Linked DNA regions of Homo sapiens: region 1 is linked to region 2. The links are chromatin contacts, found by Hi-C in ENCODE. All regions are on one chromosome and are shown on one strand. Each heading gives the region's core, a stretch centred on a gene start or an enhancer-like site at or near the end of the contact. The rest is flanking DNA. Distances are from core to core; before and after follow the strand shown.

Region 1 (6,415 bases), core at 3,629-6,128, 1.0 Mb before region 2:
GTTTCTCTGGAACCGCAATGGAAGGGAGATGTATACTCTTATACATCTTGATTTTTTTTAAAACTATGTAGACAAGTTACCTATTCACATAGTTAAATTAAAACAAATACTTGCTTTGACTTACTTTAGGCATGAGGGTGTCTCATGGAGAGAATCAGTATTTTCCTACATAGTCTTATAATGCTTAGAATATATTACCAGGCCCTTACTATGACCTGAAAGAGTCCATGTGATCTGACTTCTGACTGCCTTTCCTATGTAATTTCCTGTGCATTCTTCCTCTTGTTCAGTATGCTCTAGTCACGCTGACTGCCCTTTTTGTTCTGTGAACAAGCCAAACTGTTTCTCACTTCAGGTCCTTGTACTTGCTGTTCCTTTTGCCTGGAATACTCCTCCCAAGATACTTCTATGGTTCATTTCCTTACTCGGTGCACGCTTCTGTTCAAATGTCACAAACTTAGGCCTTTCTTGACCATCATATCTAAAATGGCACCCCAAACCCCCTCTGCCTTCTTATTCCACTTTATTTTTCTTCATAGCACGAATAGCTACTTGTTTATTTATCTGTCTACTCTCTCCTCACCTGCATCTCTCGCTCTCTCTCTCTCTGACACACACATGCGCGCACGCACATTGTCTCCATGAAGGCTGAGCTTTATTTTTATCTCCAGTGCCTAGAATTGTGTGTAGTGCCTAGTAGGTGCCAAGTATATGTCTGTTGGATAAATAAATGAATTAATGGTGAATTTTAGGAAAAAGTATTTTGCTGTTGTAGTCTTTTAATAGGGCATTGGCATATCATGGATTCAGAGAATAATCTTTACTTGCTTAAGTGACTAGCTTCACTGTGTATATTGCAAGTAGATGAGGAGTTGAGGTTATTGAATGGTTACTTGTCTTCAGGCAGATCATTCTTTCATAGGATTAGATCAGCCTTAATTCCTGATTATTCATGACCTCACAGTGTGATATAGGAGTACGCTTTTTCTGGTTTTAAAATGAACTAGTTAGCAGCTCCATTGTATTGACTTTTCTCTGCTTGTATCCTGTTTTCCTCCAGCATTTCTTATACTGAAGCAGTGGAGATCTTAAAGCAAGCATCCCAGAACTTCACCTTTACCCCAGAGGTAGTATTTTGTGTGTATGTATATATGTGTGTGTGAAAATGCTTCCTTCTTGTCTTTAGCTTACTGTGTTAAGAATCTTTCAAAATCATCTTAATTCTCTTATTAGCAAAATATGGCATTTGCTCATTTGTACACAGACTTAAGATTTTGATGTTTGCTGAATCTTGTTGAGATACTTAAAACGGAATTAATTAAGAATAAAAATAAATTTTATCATTTGGAATAGCAGTGACTAAAGGGTTATAAAGGAGTCTCCCACGTTTAGGAAGATGAAAATTCTAAAAAAGAAAGATAATCATAGACTATTACTGTAGAGACCAGGTGTTGGGGCTCACGCCTATAATTCCAGCACTTTGGGAGGCCAAGGCAGGCAGATTGCTTGAGCCCCAAAGTTCAAGACCAGCCTGGGCAATACAGTGAGACCCTGTCTCTACCCAAAAAAAAAAAAAAAAAAGTGAATTTTTAAAAAAAGAATATTACTGTAAAAGTCAACTAGTTCTGTGTTTTCCAAAATATATTCTGAATGACATTAAAAGATGACCAGGCTGGGTGCGGTGGCTCACACCTGTAATCCCAGTACTTTGGGAGGCTGAGGCGGGTGGATCACAAGGTCAGGAGATCGAGACCATCCTGGCTAACATGGTGAAACCCCGTCTCTACTAAAAATACAAAAAATTAGCTGGGTGAGGTGGCGGGCGCCTGTAGTCCCAGCTACTCAGGAGGCTGAGGCAGGAGAATGGCATGAACCCGGGGGGCAGAGTCTGCAGTGAGCAGAGATCACCACTGCATTCCAGCCTCGGCAACAGCGAGACTCCATCTCAAAAAAAAAAAAAAAGATGACCAACAAAAGAAGTTATATTATCAAATAAGTTTAGGCAACATAACTAAACAGGTGTGTTTTTCTTTTTCTTTTTTTTCTTTTTTTTTTTTTTTTTTCAGATTTAGTGCTTGCAGAAGCAGGTTTGTTTTTCAGTTGAACTTTACGGAGCCTTTTAGTTTATGAGCCACTCTGGAAAATACTGGGGTTTTTTTGTTTGTTTTGCTTTTAAAGAACTTTATATTTAAGAGATGGAGGTCTCGTTATGATGCCTGAGCTCATCTTGAACTCCTAGGCTCAAGGGATCCGCCACTTCAGCCTGCCAAGTAACTGGGACTAGAGGAGCATGCCTCAGTACCCAGCCAAGAATTCTTTTTTTTTTTTTTTTTTCAATACTTACTTGATAAACAAAGATTGTATAGGCCGGGTGTGGTAGTTCACACCTGTAATCCCAACACTTTAAGAGGCCAAGGTAGGATTGCTTGAGCCCAGGAGTTTAAAATTGCAGTGAGCCATGATCGACTACAGCCCTCCAGCCTAGGTGACAGAGAAAGACCTTGTCTCGAAGAACAACAACAAAAGAAGATTGTATATATTCAGGGTATACGACATGATGATTTGATACATGTATACATTGTGTAACAGATTATCATAATCAAATTAGTTAACACATCTGTCATTACCCACACTGTACATTAGATCCCCAGAACTTGTTCATCTTATAACTGAAAGTGTATACACTTTGACAAATATCACCTCATTTGCCCCATTCCCAGACCCCTGACAACCACTGTACAACTCTCTCTTTCTGTGAAGGAACTCCTTTGTTTATTTTTTATTGTATTTAATTAATTAATTAATTTATTTATTTATTTATTTATTTATTTTTTGAAAGACAAGATCTCTCTGTGTTGCCGAGGCTGGAGTGCAGTGGTGCAAACATGGCTCACTGCAGATTCCACCTCCCAGGCTCTCATCATTCCTCCCAACTCAGTCTCCCAACTATCTGGGACTACAGGTGCGTGCCACCAGGTCTGGCTGATTTTTTTATTTTTTGTAGAGACAGGGTTATGTTGCCTAGGCTAGTCTCGGGCTTCTGTGCTCAAGCACTCCTCGGCTTCCCAAGGTGCTGGGATTAAAGGCATGAGCCACCATGCCTGGCCAGAGCTTTTTTATTTTATTGGCAATGATATAGGTCCAGAGAGACCACATGGTCTGTCAATGGACATATGTATAATGTTGGAGGCAAAACTCTTTTCCTATTCCAGTTATTTTTTCCTGTAACTAAGATACTGCCAAACAAGTGGTAGTAATAAGATAATGTTAACCTTTGTGTTTAAACTATTCCTTGTACCGGTTCAATCCCAATTAAGTCAGATCTTTATGTATTACAAAAGTAACCTCTGTTTGTTATATTTATGATCAATTCTTTGTGTAAGTTTTCATTTCTTTTTCTCCTAACCCTGGAAGCTTCATGAAGTCAGGGATTATAACTTTTTCTTACCACTATATCCAGTATATCATATGGTACCTGGAATTTAATAGGCACATTAGTATTTGCTTAATAAATATATTGAACAGAGTTAATAAATATTCATCAAAGAGCATCTCATACATGAGTTGACTCTTTTTATTTAAAAAGAAGTCACCGGCCATCACTGTGGCTCACACCTGTAATCCCAGCACTTTGGGAGGCCAAGGTGGGCAGATCACGAAATCAGGAGTTCAAGACCAGCCTGGCCAACGTAGTGAAACCCCATCTCTACTGAAAATACAAAAAAAATAGCCGGGCATGGTGGCGGGCACCTGAAGTCCCAGTTACTTGGGAGGCTGAGGCAGGAGAATCACTTGAACCCGGGAGACAGAGGTTGCAGTGAGCCGAGATTGCACCACTGCACTCTAGCCTGGGCGACACAGCCAGACTCTGTCTCAAAAAAAACAAAAGTCACCAAGAGAAGTCATTTAGCCAAAGATAGGCTCAATATTAGGAATATTATCTTCTATCATTTAATTTCCTGAGACTTAGGAACAATAACGTGGAAGAAGCTGTAGGCACTATTAAAAATTGTGATTCTGAAGTCAGGTTTTTTTTTTTATCTCCTTGTAAAGTAGACTTTGTTTTCCTGCAGGTGCTGTATTGTCTGCTCCTGGGGGGTGGGGGTGGGGGAGCAATGGGGACACAGTAAGCATAGTGTCTATCTACTGGCCTCAGCTTTCATCTTTCCAGGCCTGTAGGTGTTCTTGTTAACAAATATCTCTCTCTTGTTTAGTCAGCTGTGTAACCTTAGCAGCTAGCTCCACACATGGAGCCTCAGGAAGATGAAGCCCTTAGAATTGATGCAGGTTATTTTCAGCTGCTTAATTGTATATTTCACCTCTGTCTCCTCTTTTGGTCATTTCTTTCTTCTCATTACAGTGGGGTGCTGACCTACGGACTGAACATGAAAAGTACCTGGTGAAGCACTGTGGCAACATACCTGTCTTCGTTATTAATTATCCATTAACACTCAAGCCTTTCTACATGAGGGATAATGAAGATGGCCCTCAGCACACGGTAAGAAGAGATACTAAATAAATTGGGGTTAGTCCTCTTAGGTTGGGTTTTTCATTTAGCCTTTGTGATCTTTTCTTAAATGTCATCTATCACTCTATCTCTTAAAATGATAATGTTTTTCAAAGACATCTCTTAAAAATTTTTCCCAAAGAAGATCCCAGTGTTCTATAAACGTACTTCCTCATTTCTGTCACAAGGTCTTCTTCTTAGTTTAGCAGGTGCAAATCTAGGTTTTCTTTGTTTCGTTTTGTTATGTTTCATTTTGTTTTGTTTTGTTTTGTAATGACTGAGAGGAAGTGGCCTAGAACACTGTATGGCTATACCAAGCTTGTTAGTCTGTGGTGAAGTACTGGTTAGGAGACTCCTAGGAGGGAAGGCATACTGGGCAAGAGATGAGAGCAGTGGCACTGAGAGGTGACAGCGTGCTGGTAGCCCTCACAGCCCTCTCTCGCTCTCGGCGCCTCCTCGGCCTTGGCGCCCACTTTGGCGGCACTTGAGGAGCCCTTCAGCCTGCCACTGCACTGTGGGAGCCCCTTTCTGGGCTGGCCAAGGCCGGAGCCGGCTCCCTCAGCTTGTGGGGTGGTGTGGAGGGAGAGGCATGGGCGGGAACCAGGGCTGCCTGCGGTGCTTGCGGGCCAGTGCGAGTTCCAGGTGGGTGTGGGCTCGGCGGGCCCCACCTGCTCCGGGCAGTGAGGGGCTTAGCACCTGGGCCAGCAGCAGCTGTGCTCAATTTCCTGCCAGGCCTTAGCTGCCTTCCCGTGGGGCAGGGCTCGGGACCTGCAGCCCCCCATGCCTGAGCCTCCCCACCCCTCCGTGGGCTCCTGTGTCGCTGAAGCCTCCCTGACGAGCGCCGCCCCCTGCTCCACGGCGCCCAGTCCCATTGACCACCCAAGGGCTGAGGAGTGCAGGCGCATGGCGCGGGACTGGCAGGCAGGTCCACCTGCAGCCCCAGTGTGGGATCCACTGGGTGAAGCCAGCTGGGCTCCTGAGTCTGGTGGGGACGTGGAGAACCTTTATGTCTAGCTAAGAGATTGTAAATACACCAATCGGCACTCTGTATCTAGCTCAAGGTTTGTAAACACACCAAACAGCACCCTCTGTCTAGCTCAGGGTTTGTGAATGCACCAGTGGACACTCTGTTTCTAGCTACTCTGATGGGGACTTGGAGAACCTTTATGTCTAGCTAAGGGATTGTAAATACACCAATCAGCACTCTATCTAGCTCAAGGTTTGAAAACACACCAATCAGCACCCTGTGTCTAGCTCAGGGTTGTGAATGCACCAGTGGACACTGTCTAGCTACTCTGGTGGGGACTTGGAGAACCTTTGTGTGGACACTCTGTATCTAGCTAATCTGGTGGGGACGTGGAGAACCTTTGTGTCTAGCTCAGGGACTGTAAATGTACCAATCAGCGCCCTGTCAAAACAGACCACTCTGCTCTACCAATCAGCAGGATGTGGGTGGGGCCAGATAAGAGAATAAAAGCAGGCTGCCCGAGCCAGCAGTAGCAACCCGCTCGGGTCCCCTTCCACACTGTGGAAGTTTTGTTCTTTCGCTCTTTGCAATAAATCTTGCTCCTGCTCACTCTTTGGGTCCACACTGCCTTTATGAGCTGTAACACTCACCGCGAAGATCTGCAGCTTCACTCCTGAAGCCAGCGAGCCCACGAGCCCACCGGGAGGAATGAAGAACTCCAGACACGCCGCCTAAAGAGCTGTTAACACTCACCGCGAAGGTCTGCAGCTTCACTCCTGAGCCAGCCAGACCACGAACCCACCAGAAGGAAGAAACTCCAAACACATCCGAACATCAGAAGGAACAAACTCCGGACGCGCCGCCTTTAAGAACTGTAACACTCACCGTGAGGGTCCGCGGCTTCATTGTTGAAGTCAGTGAGACCAAGAACCCACCAATTC
Region 2 (6,318 bases), core at 3,634-6,133:
GATCATAGTTCACTGCAGCTTCAACCTCCTACTTCAGCCTGCCAAGTAGCTGGGGCTACAGGCACGTGCCACCATACCCAGTTAATTTTTTTGTATTTTTTTGTAGAGATGGGGTTTCGCCATATTGCCAGACTGGTCTTGAAGTCCTGAGTTCAAGCAATCCTCCTGCCTCAGCCTCCCAAAGTGCTAAGATTACAGGTGTGAGCCACCGCACCCAGCCTGGTGTTGGATCTTTGATCATATTCAGATCAGCTCTGGTTTAACTGCATGAACATGGGTTCTGCTCTGCAGTCTTACCCTGGGGCATTATATGAATTATTTGGCTGTTACAGGGATAGTGCAGTTCCTTTTGCTCTTATAACTAATATGTATTCAGCTTGCTGTGACCATACATATTTTATGTTCTTCCCTGGCACTATAATTCATTCCTTTTTATTTTCTCCTGTGAGGTAATTAAAATTTGTAATACCATGCCCTTTTCCCCCTTGTTTTTTTTTTTTTTAATATATCTCACATTTTCTAAATATAGAATACTTACAAGTTCATGTTAAGTTTCAGTGGGAAAGGTGTTTAGAATCAGTTTGGACTCTCTCCTTTGCTTTATATATAAAGAAACTAGGACAGACAGGGAAATAATTTTTCCAAAAAAATTTTTTTTTTTCCTGAGACTGAGTTTTGCTCTTTTCGCCCAGGCTGGAGTGCAATGGCGCGATCTCGGCTCACTGAAACCTCTGCTGCCTGGGTTCAAGCGATTCTTCTGCCTCAGCCTCCTGAGTAGCTGGGACTATAGGCGTGCGCCATACACCTGGCTAATTTTTGTATTTTTAGTAGAGACGGGGTTTTGCCATATTGGCCAGGCTGATCTTGAACTCTTGACCTCAGGCGATCTGCTTGCCTCGGCCTCCTGAAGTGCTGGGATTACAGGCGTGAGCCACCGCACCTGGCCTCCAAAATCTTATATATCCCACTTCTTCCTTCTTCCTATTTCTTGGCATGGATGAATTTACATCTGGGGCTTTCATTTTTTTGTTCTGTAATACTAGTAAAAAGTCATTTGTAGATTGTTTAGATCTGATGGGATTTAGTTAAAGTCATAAGCCTGATTTGCTGTGAGGCAGGGCTGATGTGCCAACCTAGGAAGAGAGAAAGCTAGTGAATAGAAGTGTTAGGAATCCAGCAGAGGGAAAAGGGCCCTACCATGAACACACTCTTTACTCCTACTTGGCTTGTTATTAGATGTGCCAACCCTGTTATTAGGTGGCTTATGGCTTCTTCTTTCTTTATATCTAGGGTGTTTGAGGAAGGTAAATATGCCTTTTGAATGGGTAATTTCTACTCTTTGGTGCTGAGCATTTTCCACCTTCGTCTATACTGTAAATAACCAGTCTTTTTTTTTCTTTTAGAAAGTTACTGCTTGAGTGGCAAGGAAATTAGAGAAACTGCTTCTCATAGACTAGTTGGGTTGCTGGCTGAAGGGGACCCTAGGAGATGTCTAATTCAACACCCTTATTTTATGAATGAGAAACTGAAGCCAAGAGAAGAAAAGCAGCTCATTCAATATTATATAAGTTAGTTACAGAGTCAAGACCACATCTCAGCACTTCTGACTCCCTATTAAGTATATTTTTACTACACCTCTCTGCAAGGCAAGTGTAAGAGGAATTGTGGGGTAGTGTAAAGAGTGCAGATTTGAGGGCATGAGATCTGGGTACAAACTGTGGCTCTGCTACTTACTGACCTGTTTCTCAGAAAGTAATATCACTTCCTTAAGCACCAGTTTCCTATTTATAAAATGAAATTATGTTGATACTCTGCCTCACAGCGTTATCATTAGAATGAAATGTGAGATGCAGGGGAAAAAATGAAATGAAGACTTTAAAGTGGACGTGGCCAATTTACTTATGAATTTTTAGCTCCATCACTTATTAACTGTGTGATTTTGGGCAAGTCACTTAATTTCTGTGAACGTAGTTTTTTCTTTGTAAAATTGAGACAATAATAGCTCTCTTACAGGGTTGTTTTGAGGACATTAATATATATAAATGTAGGGGAAAAGAAATATTTTTCCCATTGCTATGTTCATGGCTGAGGCTCCTGTAGCAAAAGACATTAACGAGAGAGGTCGGGCGTGGTGGCTCACGCCTGTAATCCCAGCACTTTGGGAGGCCGAGGCAGGCGGATCACCTGAGGTCAGGAGTTCGAGACAGCCTGACCAAAATGGTGAAACCCCGTCTCTACTAAAAATACAAAAAATTAGCCGGGCGTGGTGGTGGCGCCTGTAGTCCCAGCTACTCGGGAGGCTGAGGCAGGAGAATGGCATGAACCCAGGAGGCGGAGCTTGCAGTGAGCAGAAATCGTGCCACTGCACTCCAGCCTGGGCGACAGAGCAAGACGCCGTCTCAAAAAAAAAACAAAAAAAAACAAAAGACATTAACGAGAGAAAAGCAAGCAAATATATTTAATACAAGTTTTACATGACATAGGAGCCTTCATAAGGAAATGAGGATGCAAAGAAACAGGCAAACTTGTGTATTTTTATGTTTAGGTTTGATGGAAGAAGTGGGTAGTCTTGGAGAAATATGATTGGACAAAGGCGGTATGATGTAATGGTAATAGGATCAGGGTTGGAGGGAACTTAGCAAGGCTGGTTTGTTCAGATTTTTCTGTATGTCCCTGTGTCTTCAGAGAAAAATGAGGCTTTCCTCTGGGAATAAGGAGGGTACCTCTTGAATGAGGATCTGATTACCTGCTTCAGGGGAGAAGGGTGAGGGGAAGCTGAGAGTGAGAATACTTTCTTGCGTCTGCTGTTTTCTCATATGCTAAGATGTCATATTTTGGGGTAGCATGTCTTGAACCCCATTATAAAGAATCAAAGTGGTGGCTGGAACATAATAGGTAGTCAGTAAATGTTTGAGATATTCTCAGAAGACTTAGTTCTGTCTTCTCAAATGGTTTCCCTAAAGTCTTAAAATAAATACATCAGAACTTCTTGTTCTGTGGTTTTAAAGTGTTTTGTGGAGTTTGATTCCAGAGGCTATAGGTGGTGTAAGGTATGAGCTTTGCTGTTAGTCAGATTTCCATTCTAAACTCCTGTGGCACATAGGCAAGCTCTTCTGCCCAGAGAAGGGCCTCTAGAGATGGCAGGTTTTGTGGTAAATGGATTGAAAAAGAGGAGGAGGAAACTTGGTAACTGGGAAACTTGGGTCACTTCTGCAGGCAGTTGCAGCCCACTGAATAGCAGTATGTCAGGACCTTAGTGGTGAAACCATTTTTCATTGTGATCTCTGTCTCTGTTATTCTAAGTGTCTCAAAAACTGGAACCATGTCTAAGTCCTCTGCTGTTTCAACACCTGACCCACAGTAGATATGCCAATGTATTTTTTTGAAATAATATCTATCTAAAGTGGAGAACTTCTGTGGCCCATAGAGTTCCATAAATCCCTAATGGCTCCTAATTCTTCACCCCAGCTTCACCTTGCAGAGATATTTGTATTTAACAAGGATTTTCTAGTCTTTAATCATAAGGATTTGCAGGATTTCAGGTCTTGGGTTTTTTAGGCCTTGCTCTGCTGCCTACTTCCCTTTGCAAATATGGTCAGGCCAGACAGCTATTTCCTTCATCCCTAGTCATTGTGTGGGACCTGCCAGGTTCTTTCGGGTTTTTAATGCTGGGGTGGTATTTGTGGCTTTAATGCACAAGAGTTGGGGAGCATGAAACCCACATGATCAGGTAAACATCATTCTCTCAGTGGGTCCAGGGTTATGAGAAAACATAATGCTGGGATGTTCTTTCTTCCCAACTCTACCCCTAGAATTGATACTTTTATGTAAGCCATTAATTCAGTAAATACCTTCTGAGCATATATACTGTGGATCAGACATTCTGCTGGGTGCTTTAAATAATTATCTTTCCAAATACTCACAAGTTAATACTTTGAGTTAGACTGAGGGTATTGCCTTCAATTTCGCAGAAAAGGAGTCTGAAGTTTAGATGAAAGGAAATGACTTGCCTTAGCTAGTAAAGGGCAGACCCAGGATTTGAAACCAAGTCTTCATGACTAAAAGATAATCATTGATTGTCATGCTTGTCTATGCTTTCAGAATGGGAAGCTCCTTGAAGATGCATGTCTGATTGAATTTTTGCTCCCTGTTCTCAGCACAGGGGCTAAAACAGAATTTTTAAAAAATTGAATATGTAATACATTGGAAAGTCCTAGATAGAATAGGGGAATTGGGGTGAGGGTATTGAGAAACTGTTTCCTAGTCCACATTATTTCCCTGGAGAAGCTCCAGTCCTTAGGGTGATTTTTTTTTTTTTTTTTTTTTTACCTATAGGATTGAAAAGGAAAGCATTATTCATTCCAGCAACCCATAAGGAAAACTAACACAAACATTGTAATGCTTTAAAGATCTTCGTGTCTCATTGGGAAAATAACACCTCCTTCACTGTGTTATTTTGAGGAAAAGTGAGATGATAAAAGAGTCTGCCTGAACTCTAACGTTTTATGTTAAGTTGTTTTCATGCCTGGCTTTACCTGCCCTATCCCCTTTCTGGGCTTCAGTTTCTCTATGTGTACAGTGAGATGTTGAACTGAATGGTCTTGCTGCTCTTCCTTCCTTCATTAACATGAGAACAGATAGTTGATGCCTCTGATGTTCATGTTGTTCCCATTGCCCTTTTCTCTTTAAGCGCACTGCCTAGTTTCCTTTAAAGTCGTTGCCTTCTTTAGTTTTCTTTTTAAGCTGTTTCTGTGTGGGCTAGTGTTCCCTTTTGAGGTTGAATTGAATTGTGTAAGGCCTCAGGAAGTGGTGGAAGCACCTTCCTCAAACCTGGTTGCACCAAAGGCCCATCAAGTCAAGTCTTGTCCCCAAAGAGGAAGAGAAAGCCTGGGGTTCTTAGCCCAGGCTAAGATTGAAGGAGTTTCTCTTTCGAGCTTTCTGGGTTAATTTCAAAACGTACAGGAGGGACATTTTCTTTTAAATTTCAAACACTCACCCTGTATATCATTAATATTCCTTAGCCATTTTTGTATAATATCATTTTTTAATTTCTATCCACCTTCTTAAATCTGTCCCTTGGGTCAGACAAAATGAATTCAACCTTTCCTCCACATGACAATTCTTTATAATCACAATAGTGATTTTATTACTGTTCTTCTCCAGCTAAATAGTTTCAAGAGTTTCTCAAATGACTACCTCTTTTTGCCTATTATACCACTTTGCTTTCCACAAAAAACTTCCCATGGGTAGTCCCTTCCTCATGCTAATCTTATTTCTGGTTCTGTATAACCTATCACTTCTTTGTAAGTTTTCACACTATTGCTGAAATAAGCCAAACATTCTTTCTCATGTTCCCTTAACTTGGGTCTCATAGCATTTTGTTTGTTTAACATGTTTTCCTTTGCTTGCTGTCCTTACACTCAACAACCTTCAAGACCAAGTTCAAATATCTGTCTCTGATGCCTTCTCTGACATTGTCCTCCTGTGCCAGGCAGAATTAGTATTTCTTCCTTCAGTGTTTATGTGTTACTCTGTTGTAATGGCTATGACATCATTTCTTATATTATATTTGTACTGTGTTATATTTTGTGTTGTACTGTATTGTAATTAATGTAATTTGTATATTCTACCTCTCCTTAAACACTTCTTCAAAACAACCCTTCCAAGGTTAGAAATACGTAGCAAATACCAGGTGGTCAATAAAAGAGGAAAGTACCACGCATTGAGTAACTTACTGCTGTGCAAGTTGCCTAATAAATATTCCCAATCCTCACAACAGGTCTCTGACATATTTTTCCATTTTTTCCCATATGAGTCTCCCATTTTACATATGAGGTAATTGAGGTCCAGAGAGATTAAATGATTAATTTCTGATCTCACAGCTGGTAACTCAGACAGAATTGGGATTCAAACCCAAGCTTGCTGATTCCAAAGCTTGAGTTGTGTTTGGAACTATTCTTCTGACTCCTAATTCAGTATTCTTTCTGTGCACATCAAAAACACACAAATTGAGTATGTAGATGTGTTTAATGCAGTGATGGACTAGAGTTCAAATGGGAGTGTGGTGGAATGAGGAGCAAATAGCTGTGGTACTCTCATAATTGTGTATTAAGAAATAGCCCTAGAGTTATTAATGCCTTAATTGCAACTGTAGGCAATTCTGTAATTTGGCATTTTAAAATGAATCTATTTTGGCTGGGCATGGTGGCTCACGCCTGTAATCCCAGCACTTTGGGAGGCTGAGGTGGGCGGATCACCTGAGATCAGGAGTTTGAGACCAGTCCGGCCAACATGATGAAACCCCCGTCTCTACTAAAA

Evidence for each region. Hi-C counts contacts between places; a loop is a spot of excess contacts on that map. Pooled maps may share reads with other maps.
Region 1: a loop to region 2 is called in a pooled map, with 3 times the contacts of the local background. The contact joins two enhancer-like sites. A Hi-C loop is called at or near these places in 2 of 37 single-sample maps with no recorded cell type and 3 of 50 pooled maps.

The regions. Positions count from the first base shown.
Region 1 is chr11:78,463,959-78,470,373 of GRCh38, reverse strand. NARS2 (asparaginyl-tRNA synthetase 2, mitochondrial) reads left to right here. Exons shown (of 14, transcript NM_024678.6): 10 at 1,061-1,127; 11 at 4,361-4,498. Among named protein-coding and RNA genes, the nearest start is that of LINC02728, 37 kb to the right of the region's middle. RefSeq lists a silencer at 2,881-3,048 and enhancers at 4,275-4,334, 4,445-4,684, 4,855-4,904. Within about 2 kb of position 4,878, at least 8 of the 41 ENCODE cell types and tissues checked have a DNase peak (open chromatin) inside an H3K27ac peak, as active enhancers do.
Region 2 is chr11:77,447,701-77,454,018 of GRCh38, reverse strand. All of the region lies in intron 1 of PAK1 (p21 (RAC1) activated kinase 1), which reads left to right. Among named protein-coding and RNA genes, the nearest start is that of PAK1, 23 kb to the left of the region's middle. RefSeq lists enhancers at 4,525-4,954, 4,534-5,304. Within about 2 kb of position 4,883, at least 3 of the 41 ENCODE cell types and tissues checked have a DNase peak (open chromatin) inside an H3K27ac peak, as active enhancers do.